3 separate regions of the Mus musculus genome follow, and all the other regions are linked to region 3. Evidence: chromatin loops called from intact Hi-C (ENCODE). Cell type or tissue: heart. All regions are shown on one strand. Each heading gives the region's core, and the rest is flanking DNA. Links, peaks and the distances in the headings are about the cores only.

Evidence for each region. Peaks named below come from ENCODE experiments on the same cell type or tissue, not always from the same donor. Only the 100,000 strongest peaks of a DNase experiment are listed, where the experiment ranks them.
Region 1: a loop joins it to region 3, with 4 times the contacts of the local background. A loop is called at or near these places in 25 of 42 quality-filtered maps.
Region 2: a loop joins it to region 3, with 11 times the contacts of the local background. A loop is called at or near these places in 10 of 42 quality-filtered maps.

Annotation. Positions count from the first base shown.
Region 1 is chr9:108,198,382-108,204,214 of GRCm38, forward strand. No RefSeq gene overlaps it. Among named protein-coding and RNA genes, the nearest start is that of Bsn, 11 kb to the left of the region's middle. In heart, for the core only: CTCF peaks have their summits at 3,042 (motif pointing left) and 3,958 (motif pointing right); a DNase peak (open chromatin) is centred at 2,940; H3K4me3 peaks cover 926 bases; H3K27ac peaks cover 658 bases.
Region 2 is chr9:108,282,324-108,288,156 of GRCm38, forward strand. No RefSeq gene overlaps it. Among named protein-coding and RNA genes, the nearest start is that of Nicn1, 5.2 kb to the right of the region's middle. In heart, for the core only: CTCF peaks have their summits at 2,295 (motif pointing left) and 4,480; a DNase peak (open chromatin) is centred at 2,338.
Region 3 is chr9:108,133,455-108,139,287 of GRCm38, forward strand. Bsn (bassoon) reads right to left here. Exons shown (of 12, transcript NM_007567.2): 2 at 5,733-5,833. 4930447F24Rik (RIKEN cDNA 4930447F24 gene) reads left to right here and starts at 264. Exons shown (of 3, transcript NR_126078.1): 1 at 264-336; 2 at 3,963-4,112; 3 at 4,210-5,113. In heart, for the core only: a CTCF peak has its summit at 2,961 (motif pointing right); a DNase peak (open chromatin) is centred at 4,287; H3K4me3 peaks cover 665 bases; H3K27ac peaks cover 817 bases; H3K27me3 peaks cover 487 bases.

The sequences.
Region 1 (5,833 bases), core at 704-4,703, 65 kb after region 3:
GACCTTCATGGCAAAGATGCCCTAGTGTCTGCCAAGATGGGTGGTTTCAGTCAGTTAAACTTGACTGATGTTTTGAGTTAGGTTCTAGAGATACAACAGAGTCAAGACTGTTGAAACTATTATGTCTTCAGCTTGTGATATCCAAGTCTAACCTTTGCCAGTCTGCTGCTCAAACCAGACCCCGAACCCAATGCACTTGCTTCCTGGCCCTCAGTGTCCTGACCTGTAGTAGTGAGTTTAAGCATGGTATCACCAGACAGTGAAGGCTGACACTACCCTTGGACATTGAGGTTGTCTGAGGAGACACTGCCCTGGCTGCCCCAGGATCTGGGCTGGGTGGGAGCAGGTGTCAGTTAGGCAGCAACATCTGGGTTACCGTTACTATTTCTGTATTGCTAACCCCTCCAGCTGGGAGGCCTGGTGTGAGCACCAGCTTTCCGGGAAGGCAAAAAGCTGACAGTGCAGACTAGGAATTCCAAGTAACAAAAAAAGAATTCCAAGTAACTCTGGGCAAAGGACGGGCTCCATCTGCTGTAAGCAGAAAGGCCGTGAGCAATTGAATTGTCTTCCCCATCTTTATTAATGCTAATTCCATACAGGCTCACCCCTGACCATTCCCAAGGCTGCTCTAAGAATCCTAGCCCTTCCTGAGCCTGAATCTCTCTAAGGAGGCTGGAGTTCCAGGAGTGTGCAGCCTCAGGACCCACAGCAGGGTTGTGGGGAATAATTATCATAGAGGCAGGGCCCAGGGACTCACAGTCAGCACTTCTTCAAGCTCTCATTTGCACTACATTCCCTTTAGTCTTAATTGTTTGTTTGTTTGTTTGTTTTGAAACAAGGTCTCAGTATGTAGCCCTGGGTGTCCTGAAACTTGCTATGTAGACCAGGCTGGCCTCAAAGTCACAGGCAAAGTCACCTGTCTTTGCCTCCTAAATTCTAGGATTGAATACATGTACCACTGTAGAGGAGGGAAACCTTGAACTTTTCCTGTATTCACCTCTGCGGTGCTGGGATTGTTGGTCTTCCAAGGCACATCTGGTTTTTATGGTGCTAGGGATGGAACCCAGGCTTTATGCTTGTTGGGCAAACACTACAAACTGAGCTGCACCACTGTCCTCACTCTAAGCATACACTAGACACAGGAAAATCAAGTATTCTCATCTCATCCCAACACACACACACACTCTCTCTCACATACACACACACACACACCCTCACATACACACACTCACACACATACACACACTCACATTCACACACATACACACACTCACACACATACACACACTCACATTCACACACATACACACCCTTACATACACACACTCACACACATATACACCCTCACATTACACACATTCACACACATACACACCCTCACACACACACACATATCCTTACATACACACACTCACACACATACACACCCTCATGTACATATACACCCTCACACACACACATACACATGCTACAGGACATGAGCTCCTGCATCCAGCAGGTCTACATCCACATCAGAATCCCCATGGCCAGTTCCTGCCCATCTCAACCCTGGGCTCCCTGAGGATGAATGCATCTGAAACAAAGCTAGTTTCCTCTCAGAGACTCCCTCAGAGGTCCACCCACCTCTGACACTAACTGGACCAGCTCTTTGCTCCACCTCTCTTTCCCAAGACCTTCTTTAGAAGACGTTCTAAGACTTACAGTGGTTCTCAACCTCCCCATAGCTGAGACCCTTTGATACAGTTCCTCATGTTGTGGTAACCCCCCAACCATAAAATTATTTTCGCTGCTACTTCATTACTGTAATTTTGCCACTGTTGTAAAGTGTAATGTAAATATCTGTGATTTCTAATGTCTTAGGCAACCTCTGTGAAAAGGCCATTTGACCCCAAAGGATCAACCCCCAAGTGTGCTCTCAACCTTAGACTGTTAACCGTAGGTTCCCTTAGTATCTAAGGGAAGTGGGGCATGATCCTGGAGCACTAAGTTCAAGTCACTGTGTAGGAAGGCTGACTTATCCTCAGCTTGCCCCATTGTGGTAGGCTCCAAACTTATCTGTCCCTATATCCTGAGACTAAGCTACCCTGTAGACAGAGAACAACAGCGTTCTTGGCCAGCTAGCGATCACCTGCTCTCCCAGTGTGTGCCGGGAGCTGGACAGTCTGAGGAAAGGCATTCTCTGGCGTTTCAGGGCACTCAGGCCCCAGGTCCACAAGAGAATGAGCCACCAATTCTCCATCCCCATTCGTTTCTCGGGTCATGTTCTTTGCCCAGGAGTACAGACTAAAACGACTCCAACAACCAGATGTGCCTAACTGCTAGTCTAGACGCTCCCAAATCCCGAAGTACCCTATCAGGCTATCCCCTGCCTCGGATGCTCTCAGGATCGAAGAAGGAGAGACTACAAATCCAACAAACCCAAATTGTGGAAATTAGACTCCATGGAGCACAGGTCTTAAAGTAAGAGAGAACTTTGTGCTGGCAAAGGATGAGGGTCTCCCCAACCCACGTTTATTTGTTTAGTAATCTGAATCAGAAACCAACTTTCAAGAGTTCTCTTTCCAACATATGGATCACGAGATCAAATTCAGGCAACCGCCCTTACACTAAGCCATCTTGCTAGGACGAGTAGTTAGAATCCTAAGGACTATATAATACACCAGAATTCAAACTTTGCAGGCAGAATTCAAACCCCAGAGCAGAAGCCAGCGCAAAGCCAGGGCCTCAACGTCACCCATTCCCCTGCAGGCTTCCTTTTAGGAGAGAGAATGTATTATGTGAATGACAGCCTCGGATTACCAGACACATTCTCAGAACCCAGCAGGGTAGTGAAGCCTGAGCGCCACTAGAGGACCGCTCCGCCCGCCTCTCTGCTTCAGTCCTGCCCACATCCGGGTGGCCCCTCCCTTCCCAGCTATGCTGGCGCAATTTAGCCCCTCCCTCCCTAAGTCATTCCAGCACACAGCCCGACTTTCTGATGCCTGCGGCATTCTTGTTCCCACCCACAACCCACCTCTTCAAGCCCCGCCCACTGCTGGCCTCTTAGTCCTATAGCGCTATCTCCTGGTAGTCGGGAGACATTGTTCTCCTTTGGGGCTAGTCAGCTGGGGCTTCCTTGGCGTGCTTGTGGAGCCACTATCAAATTGAGACCTAATCCTTGCTCTGGTCCTGAACCTGCCTAGAGATCTGGGCTTCACAGAACCCCCAAGAGACGTGGTCTCAGATGAAATTCGAGTCATCTTCAGCAAAGTAGGTGTCAACTGTTGCTCCTACCACTGGAATTCCCAGCAGATGGGCACCCCTCCTTTAAACTACTGTCTCCTCTGCATCTTCTAGAGTCCTCATAAAGAAGTGGTAAATCCATCCCTCATTAGGAGGTTTATTTAAAATGTTGGTCTTTATTGGGAAGAGAGGCTCCTTGGTCTTGCAAACTTTATATGCCCCAGTACAGGGGAACACCAGGGCCAAGAAGTGGGAGTGGGTGGGTGGGTGGGGGGAGTATGGGGGACTTTCAGGATAGCATTTGAAATGTAAATGAAGAAAATACCTAATAAAAATTGGAAAAAAAAACACCTTGATCTTCTACAATACAAACAAAATAATAGTGTTGGGGTCACACCTAGGAATGGAACTTGCCTTACGCTAGTTTGGAAAAATGTGGCCAACTTCTCTGCCTTAGCCATCGTGCATCAAAGACAGTAATTTATAGAAAGTGAGTAAAATAAATAACTTTTCTTTCTTTTTTTCTTATTTTCAAGATAGGACCTCACTGTGTAATCCTAGCTGACCTGGAACTCAAAGAGATCTACCTTCCTCCCAAAATGCTGGGGTTAACAGCAAGTGCTACCACACCGATTATCTTTTCCCTTTCATTTTCCTTTTCACTTTTAAAGATCTGTTTTTATTTATGTGTAAGTGTATCTATGTTAAATGTATGTCCTGGGTGTGGGTCCCCACAAAGACCAGAAGAGGGCATCCAGGAGGCTGAGACACCAGATGTGGGTGTTAGCCACTGAACTTGGGTCCTCAGGACTAACAAATAGCAAGTGCTCTGAACTGGAGAGCATTTCATCTCTCCTGCTCCCCACCTCCTCTTTTTGGGGGGCGGGGATGGTTTTGAGACAGGATTTCTCTGTATAGCCCTGGCTGTCCTGGAACTCACTTTGTAGACCAGGCTGGCCTTGAACTCAGAAATCCGCCTGCCTCTGCCTCCCAAGTGTTAGGATTAAAGGTGTGCACCACCATGCCTGGCGCCATCTCCCCTTTTTTGAGACAAGATCTTGCTAAGTAGTCTTGGCTGGAGTGGAACTCACCATGCAGACAAAGCTGGCCTCAAACTCAGAGAGGTTCATAAACCTCTGGCTCCTGAATGCTGGATTACAGTGTGTGCCACTGCAGGCTTTTTGTTTTAAGACAGTCTCATGTAGCCAAGACTGATCTCAGATTTTTTTATGTAGCCAAGACTGTCTTCAACTCCTCTAATGCCTCTGCTTCACACACGCCAGGATTACAGGCGTGTGCTACTGTGCTAGACTGATAGGGATTTGTTTTGTTTTGGTTTTGGTTTTTTGGGTTTTGTTTTTTTTTTTTTTGTTTTTTGTTTTTTGTTTTTTTGAGACAGGGTTTCTCTCTGTAGTCCTGGCTGTCCTGGAACTGACTCCATAGACCAGGCTGGCCTCGAACTCAGAAATCCACCTGCCTCTGCCTCTCGAGTGCTGGGATTAAAGGCGTGTGCCACCACCGCCCGGCCTCTGATATGGATTTTTAAGACAGCAATACTGAAACTAAAATTTAGCTTTGAAGGACCGGTATTTGAGAATAGACCTTGCGTATTGTAAAGAAACCAGGGAAGAGCTCCTCCTAGCGGCTCGTTTGGCAGGAGCATAGAAAAAGAAGCTAGAAGCTACATCTTAGCAATAGTCTAGAAGCCAGGCGAGTCACCGTTCATAAACACACTAGGTCCTCTAGCCAACAGCCTTGTCTCGCCCATGATTGATCCAGAGAGCTTGGCTCTCACGGAAGTGTCTACACAAGATTGCTAAGAATTCAGATCCTCTGCTTTTCTCTCTACCTCTCTTGAGGGCCGACTCTTGACTATAATCCATTATCTCAACTCCATGCCCCAGTTCACTGGGTATCTTGGAGCCCCTTGGAGACAGCACTGTCCTAACCTCAATAACAGACTGGAGAGCCTTGCTGGAGGGATCCCAGGAAGTAGCCCTGCGTCAAATCAAGTAGAAAAACAGGTTCCTCTTAGTACCCTTCTGCCTGCCCCCTGCCCTCCTATCACCTTCTGTTCATAGGCAGACTCACTTCCACCAAGACAAGATCATAGGAACTTGGCCTGAGGGCTGGGGAGCAGGCCATCTACCAGGCTCAACAGCAACTCACCTCCTGCAAAGAAGACAGGAAGCAGCTGGAGCCCCGTGCAGCCTGTAGCTTCTCGATCATCCTCAGTTTCATCTTAAGCTGAGCTTTCTGAGGGTCAGCTTAACTGAGAGCAATTGTGGGGTCATCTACGGGGTTCCTGCTGCAATGCTTAGAAGGCTCCGTGAGGCATGTGCCTTTGAACACTTGTCAGGAGTCTTTCCTGATGTGGTATCTTTGGACAAGGTCTCATGAGTCCCAGGTGAAACTTACTAAGTAGCTTACTCTGTCCTTGAACTCCTGATCCTCTTCGCTCCACTTCCCAAGAACTTGAGTTATTGGTGTGCCCCACCATGTCTGCCCTTGTGCCTAGGCTGGTTTTGCCTTGGCATTTTCAAGGTGCTACACATTTATATCCTAACTGCAAACACTTTTGGACCATCAGGAAAAGTGGGGTGCAAAGACT
Region 2 (5,833 bases), core at 704-4,703, 150 kb after region 3:
GAGTTCAATTCCCAGCAACCACATGGTGGCTCACAACCATCTGTAATGAGATCTGACGCTCTCTTCTGGTGCTGTCTGAAGACAGCTACAGTGTACTTACATATAATAAATAAATAAATCTATTAAGGGTGGTTGTGAGCCACCATGTGGTTGCTGGGATTTTGAACTTCGGACCACCTTCGGAAGAGCAGTCGGGTGCTCTTACCCACTGAGCCATTTCACCAGCCCCAAATAAATAAATCTTAAAAAAAAAAAAAGGATAGGTGGTAGCGGTAGTATACAACTTTAATCCCTGCACTCCAGAGGCAGAGGCAGAGGCAGAGGCCAGCAAATCTCTGAATTCAAGGCCAGCCTGTTCTCCAGAGCAAGTTCCAAGACCAACAGAGCTATATAGAGAAATCCTGTCTTGAAACAAACAAACAAACGACTGGAGAGTTGGCTCTGCAATCAGGAACATTGGCTGTTCTTCCAGAAGATCTGAGTCGTCGTCGTCGTCTTCTTCTTCTTCTTCTTCTTCTTCTTCTTCTTCTTCTTCTTCTTCTTCTTCTTCTTTTCGAGACAGGGTTTCTCTGTATAGCCCTGGCTGTCCTGGAACTCACTCTGTAGACCAGGCTGGCCTCGAACTCAGAAATCCACCTGCCTCTGCCTCCCAAGTGCTGGGACTAAAGGCGTGTGCCACCACCGCCTGGCAGGATCTAAGTTCAAGTCTCAGCACCAACATGGTGGCTCACAACTATCTGTGCTTCCCATTACAAGAGTCTTTTTTTAAATAAAAAAAGATTTATTTATTATTACATGTAAGTACACTGTAGATGTCTTCAGAAGAGAGTGTCAGATCTCATTATGGGTGGCCATGAGCCACCATGTGGTTGTTGGGATTTGAACTCAAGACCTTCGGAAGAGCAGTCAGTGCCCCAACCTCTGAGCCATCTCTCCAGCCCTCGTTACAGGAGTCTTAGTCCCTCTTCTGGCCTTCAAGGGCACTGAATTCATGTCATGAAGAGACACACATTCAGGAACAATGGCCAAAACCATAAAATTTTAAAATGAATAAAAACATATGCTATAGGGGGTGGAGAGGTGGGTCAGAAGTTATGAACACTGAGTGCTCTTTCTGGGACCCAGGTTTGGTCCCCAGCATCCACACAGCATCTACATGGCAGCTCACAACCATCTGTAATTCCAATTCCAATACTCTAAACCAATGAGCGATCTCTCCAGACTTCAAAAATAAATCTTTAGGACAGATATGGTGGCCTTTAACATTAACACTTGGGAAGCAAAGGCAGGTTAGTTTGAGGCCAGCCTAGACTACATAGTGAATTCCAGGGCAGCCAGGCCTATGTAGAGAAGATTGTCTCAATAAATAAATCTTTAAAAAGATTATATTGTATATGTATATGTATATTGCCTCTCGTTTGGGGATATGCATGTGTGAGTGTAGGTGCCCACAGACACGGGGTGGGGGGCTTTTGATCCCCTAGAGCTAGAGTTATAGATGACTGTTTGATGTTTAATGTGGATCCTGGAAGCAGAACTGGAGTCCTCTGCAAGAGCAGTATACACTTTTAACTGCTGAGCCATCTTATCTGTCTTTTTTTTTTTTAAAGATTTATTTATTTATTATATGTAAGTACACTGTAGCTATCTTCAGACACTCCAGAAGAGGGAGTCAGATCTCATTACAGGTGGTTGTGAGCCACCATGTGGCTGCTGGGATTTGAACTCAGGACCTCTAGAAGAGCAGTCAGTGCTCTTAACCTCTGAGCCATCTCTCCAGCCCCCATAAATAAATTTTAAGGAGGCTGAAGAGACAGCTTAGTGGCTAAGAGCTCCTGCTGTTCTTGTAGAGAACATGGTTCAGCTCCTAGAACCCACATGATGGGTTACAACCATTCACACTTAAGCACATACATGGTGCACATACATTCATGTAAGCAAAACAATTATACATGTAAAATAAAACAATTAAGAAAATAACACCCTCACACCCCTTTCAAGACAGTGTTTCTCTGTGGAGCTTTGACTGCCCTGCAACTTGCTCTGTAGACCAGGCTGGCCTTGAATTTACAGAGATTTGCCTGCCTCTGCCTCCCAAGCGCTGGAATTAAAGATGTGTGTTACCACTGCCTGGCAAGAAAATAAGAAATTTAAATAAACAATTTTTAAAGCCTAAACTCTGGGCTAAAGAGATAGTTCAGCAGTTTAGCACTAACTGCTCTTCCAGAAGACCACATGGTGGCTCACAACAGCCTGTATAATACCTGTTCCAAGGGACCTGGTGCCCTCTTCTGTCCTCTGAGAGTACTGCATACGTGGTACCGAGCTATAATCCTACAAATAGATAATGAATTTTGAACTCAGCGAACCAATAGACCTACACTTGTCAGTGCTGTGCTGTGTTGTGCTACTCACACCCACATTCCCGACAAGATCTTCTACTCACCTGTTTTCTGCCTGACCACACACGGCAAGCAGAGCTGGGGCTATAGCCCAGGGGAACCATGCTTACCCAGCATGCAAAAGGTCTTGACTTTGAGTTTCCATCACTTAAAAAAAAAAATCATCTTTCTCCCAAAACTGATTGGTATTGTAGTGTTTCCTAGGAGCTGCTAACCAGACTGTGAGGATGTCTTCCCATCCCATAGCACATTTTGTGGGCATTTTGTCTGGCTAGCATACACAGGCCGTTCTCTTAATTCCTTAGCATTTTTCAGGGTGGGGAGATTGACTGAACAGGACAGGACAGACAGACATGTCTATAATCTATAATTCCTAGTTCTTAGAATACCCAAGATACAAGATACAATCTGCAAAATACATGAAACTCAAGAAGAAGGAAGACCAAAGGGTTGACACTTTGCTCCTTCTTAGAATTGGGAACAAAACACCCATGAAAGGAGTTACAGAGACAAAGTTTGGAGCTGAGATGAAAGGATGGACCATCTAGAGACTGCCACACCCGGGGATCCATCCCATAATCAGCCTCCAAATGCTGACACCATTGCATACACCAGCAAAATTTGGCTGAAAGAACCCTGATATAGCTGTCTCTTGTGAGGCTATGCCGGTGCCTGGCAAACACAGAAGTGGATGCTCACAGTCAGCTATTGGATGGAACACGGGGCCCCCAATGAAGAAGCTAGAGAAAGCACCCAATGAGCTAAAGGGATCTGCAACCCTATAGGTGGAACAACAATATGAACTAACCAGTACCCCCAGAGCTCGTGTCTCTAGCTGCATCTGCATCATTGGGAAGAGAGGCCCCTTGGTCTTGCAAACTTTATATGCCTCAGTACAGGGGAACGCCAGGGCCAAAAAGTGGGAGTGGGTGGGTAGGGGAGTGGGGGGAGGGTATGGGGGACTTTTGGGATAGCATTTGAAATGTAAATGAAGAAAATACCTAATTAAAAAAAAACAATAAAAAAAGGGAAAAAAGAGAGAAGTTAACATTATTTAAAAAAAAAAGAAATGATAGTAAAAAATGTAAGCCACCCACCCACCCACCCATCCATCCACCTACCCACCCCTCCACCCACCCACCCATCCATCTACCCACCCACCCATCCACTTAACAAATGCTGATTGAGCCCTTATGATCTAGGATTTATGTATTTATGTATTTTTATCTTTTATTGCCTGGGTTTTTTGAAACAGAGGTTCTCTGTGTAACAGCCCTGTCTGTCTAGAATGGGCTCTGTAGACCAGGCTGGCTTGGAACTCACAGCCTCTTGCCTCTGCCTCCCAAGTACTGGGATTAAAGGCATGGGCCACCACCACCTAAGTCTAAGCTTCATTTTAATTGTTGGAAATATCCCCATAAACATGAGAGGCCAAGTTCAGCTATGTAGTTGATTGTTTGTTTGTTTGTGTATTAGTAGTACTGGAGACTAAACCCGCTTGGGGTCTACCTAATGCCAGCAAGTGTTCTACCTTTGAGCACTGCCCACCCCCCCCCCCTTTTTTTTTTTTTTTTTTTTTTGAGACAGGGTTTCTCTGTGTAGCCTTGGCTGTCCTGGAACTCACTTTGTAGACCAGGCTGGCCTCAAACTCAGAAATCTGCCTGCCTCTGTCTCCCAAGTGCTGGGATTAAAGGCGTTCGCCACCACCACCCGGCTCCCACCCCCTGTCTTACTTATTTTTAAGGGCCTGAATGTATGTCTGTGCACCATGCCTATCATCAGATCTTCCAAGATTGGAGTTACAGAAGGGTCATGAGCCACCATATAGATGCTGGAAATTGAACCCAGGTTCTCTGTAAGAACAGCCAATTCTCTTAACCACTGAGCCATCTCTCCACCCCTTATTTTTGTGTTTTTTTTTTAAATTGACTCACACATAGCCCAGCTGCCTTTTTTTTTTTTAAGATTTATTTATTTATTATATGTAAGTACACTGTAGCTGTCTTCAGACACTCCAGAAGAGGGCGCCAGATCTCATTACGGATGGTTGTGAGCCACCATGTGGTTGCTGGGATTTGAACTCAGGACCTTTGGAAGAACAGCCAGTGCTCTTAACTGCTGAGCCATCTCTCCAGCTCTGTCTTTTTTTTTTTTATTAATTTATTTATTATATGTAAGTACACTGTAGCTGACTTCAGAACTCCAGAAGAGGGAGTCTCTTATTATGGGTGGTTGTGAGCCACCATGTGGTTGCTGGGATCTGAACTCATGACCTTTGGAAGAGCAGTCAGTGCTCTTAACTGCTGAGCCATCTTTGTCTTAGGAATTGACCTTGCTATGCATCTGAGGCTGGTCTTGAACTCAGGACCCTCCTGTATCACGTCCCACGTGCTGGGATTACAGACCCACAACACTACTCCTGGCAATATATATATATATATATATATATAATTTATTTGTTTATTTATTTTGAGAAAGGTTTCACTTCTTTATACAGCCATGGCTTGGAATGCTTGCTCTATAAACTAGGCTGACCTCAAACTCAGATCTGACTCTGTCTGACTCCTCCTCCTGAGTCACCTGAGCCAGGTGGTGGTGGACTACACCTCCAGTCCCAACACTCCAGAGGCAGAGGCTTGATCTCTTGAGTTCAAGGCCAGCCTGATCTTCAGAGTGAGTTCCAGGACTACCCAGAGAAACCCTGTCTTGAAAACAAACAAACAAACAAACAAACAAAAACAAAAACAAAAGAAAAAAAAAAGAAACCCGAAACAGCTACATTATTGCATGATATTTGTGTGTGATGGCACAGATCTTTCCCAGGATCATGAACTTAAAGAGCGATATAAGAAGATTCAAAAAGAAAACAAAATAAAACATAACAAAACCCAAAACCTAGCATAAGAGGTTGGCTTCTGTCTTAGTTAGGGTTGTGCTGCTGTGAACAGACACCATGACCAAAGCAACTGTAATAAGAACAACATTTAATTGAGGCTAGCCGACAGGTTCAGAGGTTCAGTCCATTATCATCAAAGTGGGAACATGGCAGGCATGGTGCAGGCAGAGCTGAGAGTTTTTTTTTTTTTTTTTTTTGATTTATTTATTTATTATATGTAAGTACACTGCAGCTGTCCTCAGACACTCCAGAAGAGGGAGTCAGATCTCGTTACGGATGGTTGTGAGCCACCATGTGGTTGCTGGGATTTGAACTCCTGACCTTCGGAAGAGCAGTCGGGTGCTCTTACCCACTGAGCCATCTCACCAGCCCAGAGCTGAGAGTTCTACATCTTCACCTGAAGGCTGCTAGCAGAATACTGTCTTCCAGACAGGATGAGGGTATTAAAGCCCACACCCATAGGACACACCTACTCTAACAGGGCCACACCTTCTTATTGTGCCACTCCTTGGGCTGAGCATATACAACCCATTAC
Region 3 (5,833 bases), core at 1,026-5,025:
CCTTTCCTGCCCCAGCCTGCCTGGAGGTCCACTTCCACTTTATTTAGGGTTAGAGGGAAGCACTGTAGTCATCTCCTCCTGGAGGAGGCCTCATCCCATGCCTTTAGGACACCTGTGCCTCATTTGAATCTGGCCCAAACAGCAGTGTGGCCTGGATGGGGCAGAGGAAAGGGGACAGGCTGCTGGCTAGGGCTGAGGACTCTGTGCTGCTCATAGCTCCACCCCCAGGCCATCTGGTGTCCTGGCCTTTGCTGGAAGCAGTGGGATGCAGACATTAAAGGGAGAGGCTTAGACCATTACATTGGCTCCCTTCCTTCTTTGCACAACCCACCTTCGGTAAGCATCCAAGCCCAGGGCTTGTCATGAGGTTAAGGATGGGGGCAGTAAGTTAGACCTGCCTGCCTGCCTCTGCCTCTGCCTCTGCCTCTGCCTCTCTGCCTCTGCCTCTCTGCCTCTGCCTCTCTGCCTCTGCCTCTGCCTCTGCCTCTGCCTCTGCCTCTGCCTCTGCCTCTGCCTCTGCCTCTCTGCCTCTCTGCCTCTCTGCCTCTCTGCCTCTCTGCCTCTCTGCCTCTCTGCCTCTCTGCCTCTCTGCCTCTCTGCCTCTCTGCCTCTCTGCCTCTCTGCCTCTCTGCCTCTCTGCCTCTCTGCCTCTCTGCCTCTCTGCCTCTCTGCCTCTCTGCCTCTCTGCCTCTCTGCCTCTCTGCCTCTCTGCCTCTCTGCCTCTCTGCCTCTCTCTCTGCCTCTCTGCCTCTCTCTCTGCCTCTCCTGCCTCTCTGCCTCTCTGCCTCTCTGCCTCTCTCTCTGCCTCTCTGCCTCTCTGCCTCTCTCTCTGCCTCTCTGCCTCTCTCTCTGCCTCTCTGCCTCTCTCTCTGCCTCTCTGCCTCTCTCTCTGCCTCTCTGCCTCTCTCTCTGCCTCTCTGCCTCTCTCTCTGCCTCTCTGCCTCTCTCTCTGCCTCTCTGCCTCTCTCTCTGCCTCTCTGCCTCTCTCTCTGCCTCTCTGCCTCTCTGCCTCTCTCCCTCTCTGCCTCTCTCCCTCTCTGCCTCTCTCCCTCTCTGCCTCTCTCCCTCTCTGCCTCCCTCTCTGCCTCTCTGCCTCTCTGCCTCTCTGCCTCTCTGCCTCTCTGCCTCTCTGCCTCTCTGCCTCTCTGCCTCTCTGCCTCTCTGCCTCTCTGCCTCTCTGCCTCTCTGCCTCTCTGCCTCTCTGCCTCTCTGCCTCTCTCTCTGCCTCTCTGCCTCTCTCTCTGCCTCTCTCTCTGCCTCTCTCTCTGCCTCTCTCTCTGCCTCTCTCTCTGCCTCTCTCTCTGCCTCTCTGCCTCTCTGCCTCTCTGCCTCTCTGCCTCTCTGCCTCTCTGCCTCTCTGCCTCTCTGCCTCTCTGCCTCTCTGCCTCTCTGCCTCTCTGCCTCTCTGCCTCTGCCTCTGCCTCTGCCTCAGCAACGGCTAAGCCTGGAGTAGATAAGGTCCTGACCATACTCTTTCCTCTAGTGTTTTATTTACATTTTCAAACAGTTTTCTTTGTTTACTCTGTGTGTGTGTGTGTCTGTGTGTATGTGTGTCTGTCTATGTGTCTGTGTGTGTGTGTGTGTGTGTGTGTGTGTGTATGCATGTGTCTGTGTGTATGTGTATATGTGTGTGTCTGTCTATGTGTGTCTGTATGTGTCTGTGTGTGTCTTTATGTGTGTCTGTGTGTCTGTCTGTGTCTGTGTGTTTGTCTGTCTCTCTGTGTGTATGTGTGTGTGTATGTATGTGTGTCTGTATGTGTATCTGTCTGTGTGTCTGTCTGTGTGTCTGTCTGTATGTCTGTGTCTGTATTTGTGTCTGTCTGTGTGTGTTTGTGTGTGTCTGTGTGTGTTTATGTGTGTTTATGTGTGTCTATGTGTGTGTCTGTCTCTGTGGTGTCTTTGTGTGTGTGTTGTCATGGCTTGTGTTTGGAGATCAAAGAACAATTTCTGCCCTTCCTCCATGCAGCTCCTGGGGGCTGAACTCAAGTTGTCAGGCTTGGCATCAAGTGGCTTTACCTGCTGAGCCATCTCATCAGCCTGGTAATTTTCTCAAGTGGAGTTTGAAGTGAATCTATCTCTGGGCCAGCCAGGGTAAAACAGAGAAACCCTGTCTGGGTTTGGGCTAGCAGCCCTCACACCCCTGGTAGGAGAAGAACAGAGGAGGAGGAAGAGGAGGAGAAGGAGGAGAAGAAGGAGGAGGAGGAGAAGAAGGAAAAGGAGAAGGAGAAGGAGAAGGAGAAGGAGAAGGAGAAGGAGAAGGAGAAGAAGGAGAAGAAGAAGAAGAAGAAGAAGAAGAAGAAGAAGAAGAAGAAGAGAAAGAAAGAGAGAAGAGAAGACAAGGAGAAGCACTTCCCCATTTCCCATCCCCGGCTCTGAATGTTAGCGTCTCTGGCCTCTGGTTGCCAATGTGATATCAGAGCAAGGGTTTCTTATGTGTGGTAAAAACAGAACTGATGCCAAAATGAAACCCTCTACATGGTCTTTTGGCAGAGTTCCTAACAGGTGAAATCTTTGTAATTTAAAAAAAATTTTTTTCAAGACAGGGTTTCTCTGTGTAGCCCTGGCTGTCCTGGAACTCACTATGTAGACCAGGCTGGTCTCGAACTCAGAAATCTGCCTGCCTCTGCCTCCCGAGTGCTGGGATTAAAGGCTTCGCCACCACGCCCCGCTGAAGGTTTTTTTTTTTTTTAATTTTTTTTTTATTTTTTTTCATTTATTTATTTACTATATGTAAGTACACTGTAGCTGTCTTCAGATACCCCAGAAGAGGGCATCAGATCTCATTATGGATGGTTGTGAGCCACCATGTGGTTGCTGGGATTTGAACTCAGGACCTTTGGAAGAGCAGTCAGTACTCTTACTCACTAAGCCATCTCACCAGCCCTGAAGGTTTATTTTTATTTCACATTTTTTCCTTGTAAGCACTTCAGTGCACCATGTATACGCAATACCCATGAAGGCCAGAAGAGGGCATCAGATTTCCTAGGAACTGGAATTATAGATGGTTGTGAGCTGCCTTGTGGGTACTTGGAACAACCCAGGCCCTCTGCTCTTGTGTCAAGCAGAAGTACTCTTAACTGTTAAGCCATCTCTCCAACCCTCAGGTGAAATTCTTTACCTGCCCTGAACTGAAAAAAAAAAAATCCAAAAAGACTTGACCTTTTTCCAGAGGAGTGACTAGCCTAGACTGAGTTAGAGGTATGCAAACGAGTGGTTTTCCAGGAAAGATGAAACAGATGGGCGAGCAAAGCCTGCAGAGTTGTCTCCTCTTCACATCAAGGTATGACCCAGGAGGTGGCTCTGCTTTCAGCATGTGACAGAGGACAATGACACCAATGTGACCATTGTGCTTTGCCGCTCCTCAGGAAACTGTGCCAAGGTTAAGCTTTCCTTGACAGGAATACCCCTGAAATCCAGCTCCAAGAAAGCAAAGATCTCATCTGGAGGCCCCAGCAGAATAGACCGTCGCTGGGCATGGGCCTGTGGAACAGAGTAAGACAGCATTTTTCCAGTGGGGAGTTGCGGACTGGCAGCTCCACCCATGCTCTGTAGAAGCAAGCCTGGGAGAGGCTGCCAACTTTCATCACTGTCTTAGAGCCCTGGATGCCCCAAGGATGCCAAAAGCTTGTGCTAAAGGACCACTTGACTCATCCAGCCCAGCATTGGTTTGAAGTATTTGGCCAAGAGGTTTGTTCTCCACCAAATACTGACAATTTGCAGTAAGTTTGAGGCCCTCTTTCCTTCTGGCCCTGAGCCCCAGCTTCCGCCCAGCACAACGAGGCAGATGGACTGAGAGTCTCCAGGTCCTCCTACTCTGCTGTTTTTCTAGGCACAGTTAAAGGCTGGCTCCCTTCCCATCTCTCTAAAGGTTCTGGGCTTGGAGGAAGTGGCTAAGGCTGTGGCATAAGGGGTGCTGGGATACGCACCACGTGCGGTTCTTTCTTCTCACCCACCCCACCTAGGGCTGCAGCACAAGAGAGCATCTCATGGAGTTGGGAACCCAGGGGGTTCACGATGAGGGGCCATCCCACAGAAACATGGGCCATCCACCAAGTCTTCCTGCTCCCGGGAGGCCAGGAGCTTGTGGCTTCTCAGGCGGTAGGATCAAACAGGTGAGCTTCCCCTCTTTTGATCACACTTTTCCCAATATGGAACAGCTAACACTTACTTAACTGATCGGCGCGGGGCTGGGTCTGTTTCTAATCACAGATGCAGTAATCACGAGCGTGCACGCCTCCTCAGGAAGCCCCCACATTCCAGGAGCAGCTCCAAACGCACTGAGTCATCGCCTCCTGCCTCGGCATCTCGCACGTACCTCTCGCAAACCACACGTCCCACACCCACAGCACCTCATGCTGGCATATATAGACCCTGACCTGCTAACAGTCATTCTCACTTATCCCCCTCCCACACGGTCCAAACAACTCCAGCTGCCGAGAATCCCAGTGCTGCCTGCAGAGGCTACCCGGTGTCCTGTCCAATTCAGAGTCTTTGTGGGGAGAAGATGAGACTTCTATGGGTCACCCTGTAGGAATACAAGGATGCCAGAAAACCCATTCATTGTATTTCAAAAGTATGGCTTTCCCTTAGCTAACACATGGGAGCCCCCAAAAGCTCTGTTAGGCAACCCCTCCAACACAGAGAAATCCTGAACAAAGCTACGATGGCGATGTGAATCCATAGTTCTTTGGGGGCAAAAGGAGGCTAAACTCATGAATATCGTCCTGTAGCATAGCTTGCTGGGAGAATAGGACGTGGATACCTTGTGAATGCCTGGTCTCTACCACAAAATTGGAGGACAGACTAGTCCACCACCTTAGACGCCCAGACAACTGGAACTGAACCCAGAGAGGAGCTGTCCAGACCCCTGCTAGAAGGCGTTCCCAGGTCCTCCTAGAAATCTGGTCCTCTTATGAGAGTCTCTCTGCAGGACTGTCAAGGAGAGAGGCAGGCCCATAGCTAGGGAAGCTTGCCTTCTCCTCCCATCCTCCCACCCCTCAGCCCCAAGCCCAGAGGAGTGTATGGTCATCTCTACTGGAGGAGCCACTGGAAGATCGTGTCCTTTTCTTTTGCCCTCTCCAAGGCGTAATTAAACCAGTTTCTTTTGAATTTCTATTCTGAGATTCTAAGTTTGTGGATTGGTTGGTTTGTTTTATTTGGTTTGGTTTGGTTTTTTGAGACAGGGTTTCTCTGTGTAGCCCTGGCTGTCCTGGAACTCACTCTATAGACCAGGCTGGCCTTGAACTCCTGATTCTCCTGCCTCTGCCTCTTGATTGCTAGGGTTAAAGCCATGTGCCACACCACCAGGTTAAAAGTATTTATTTGTATGAGTATGGTTGTTTTCCTGCATGGATGTCTCTGTGCATCCTGGGTGGAGAGGGCATTGGAGCCCCTGGGACTGGAATACAGATGATTGTGAGCCACTCTGTGGGTGCTAGGAACTGGACCCCAGTCCTCTGGAAGAACAGATGGTGTTCTTAACTGTGGAGTCCTTGCTCCAGCCCCTTCTAAGTTTTTAGGGTACAGGAATCTCTCAGGAGACCTGGGGTCAGACCTTGTCCTCTGATTCCACATCCTGGAACCACCACCAATACTCTCCCCACCCCATCAGGATTCATGGGCACTGGTGGGGAAGGGAGATAGCCCTGATTGAGGTTGGTAGAAGGAAGGGAAGGAAGCAGAGGAGAGATGCTGAGACAGTGGTCAGACACAGGTGGCACTGAGGTCCTTACCTGGGTGAGGTGAGGGTTGGGGTTGAACCCACATTGGTTGCAGACCTTGTTGTGACACTGGGTGCAGGTGTTGAAGTTTGGCTGGCTGGGGGTTGATGTGA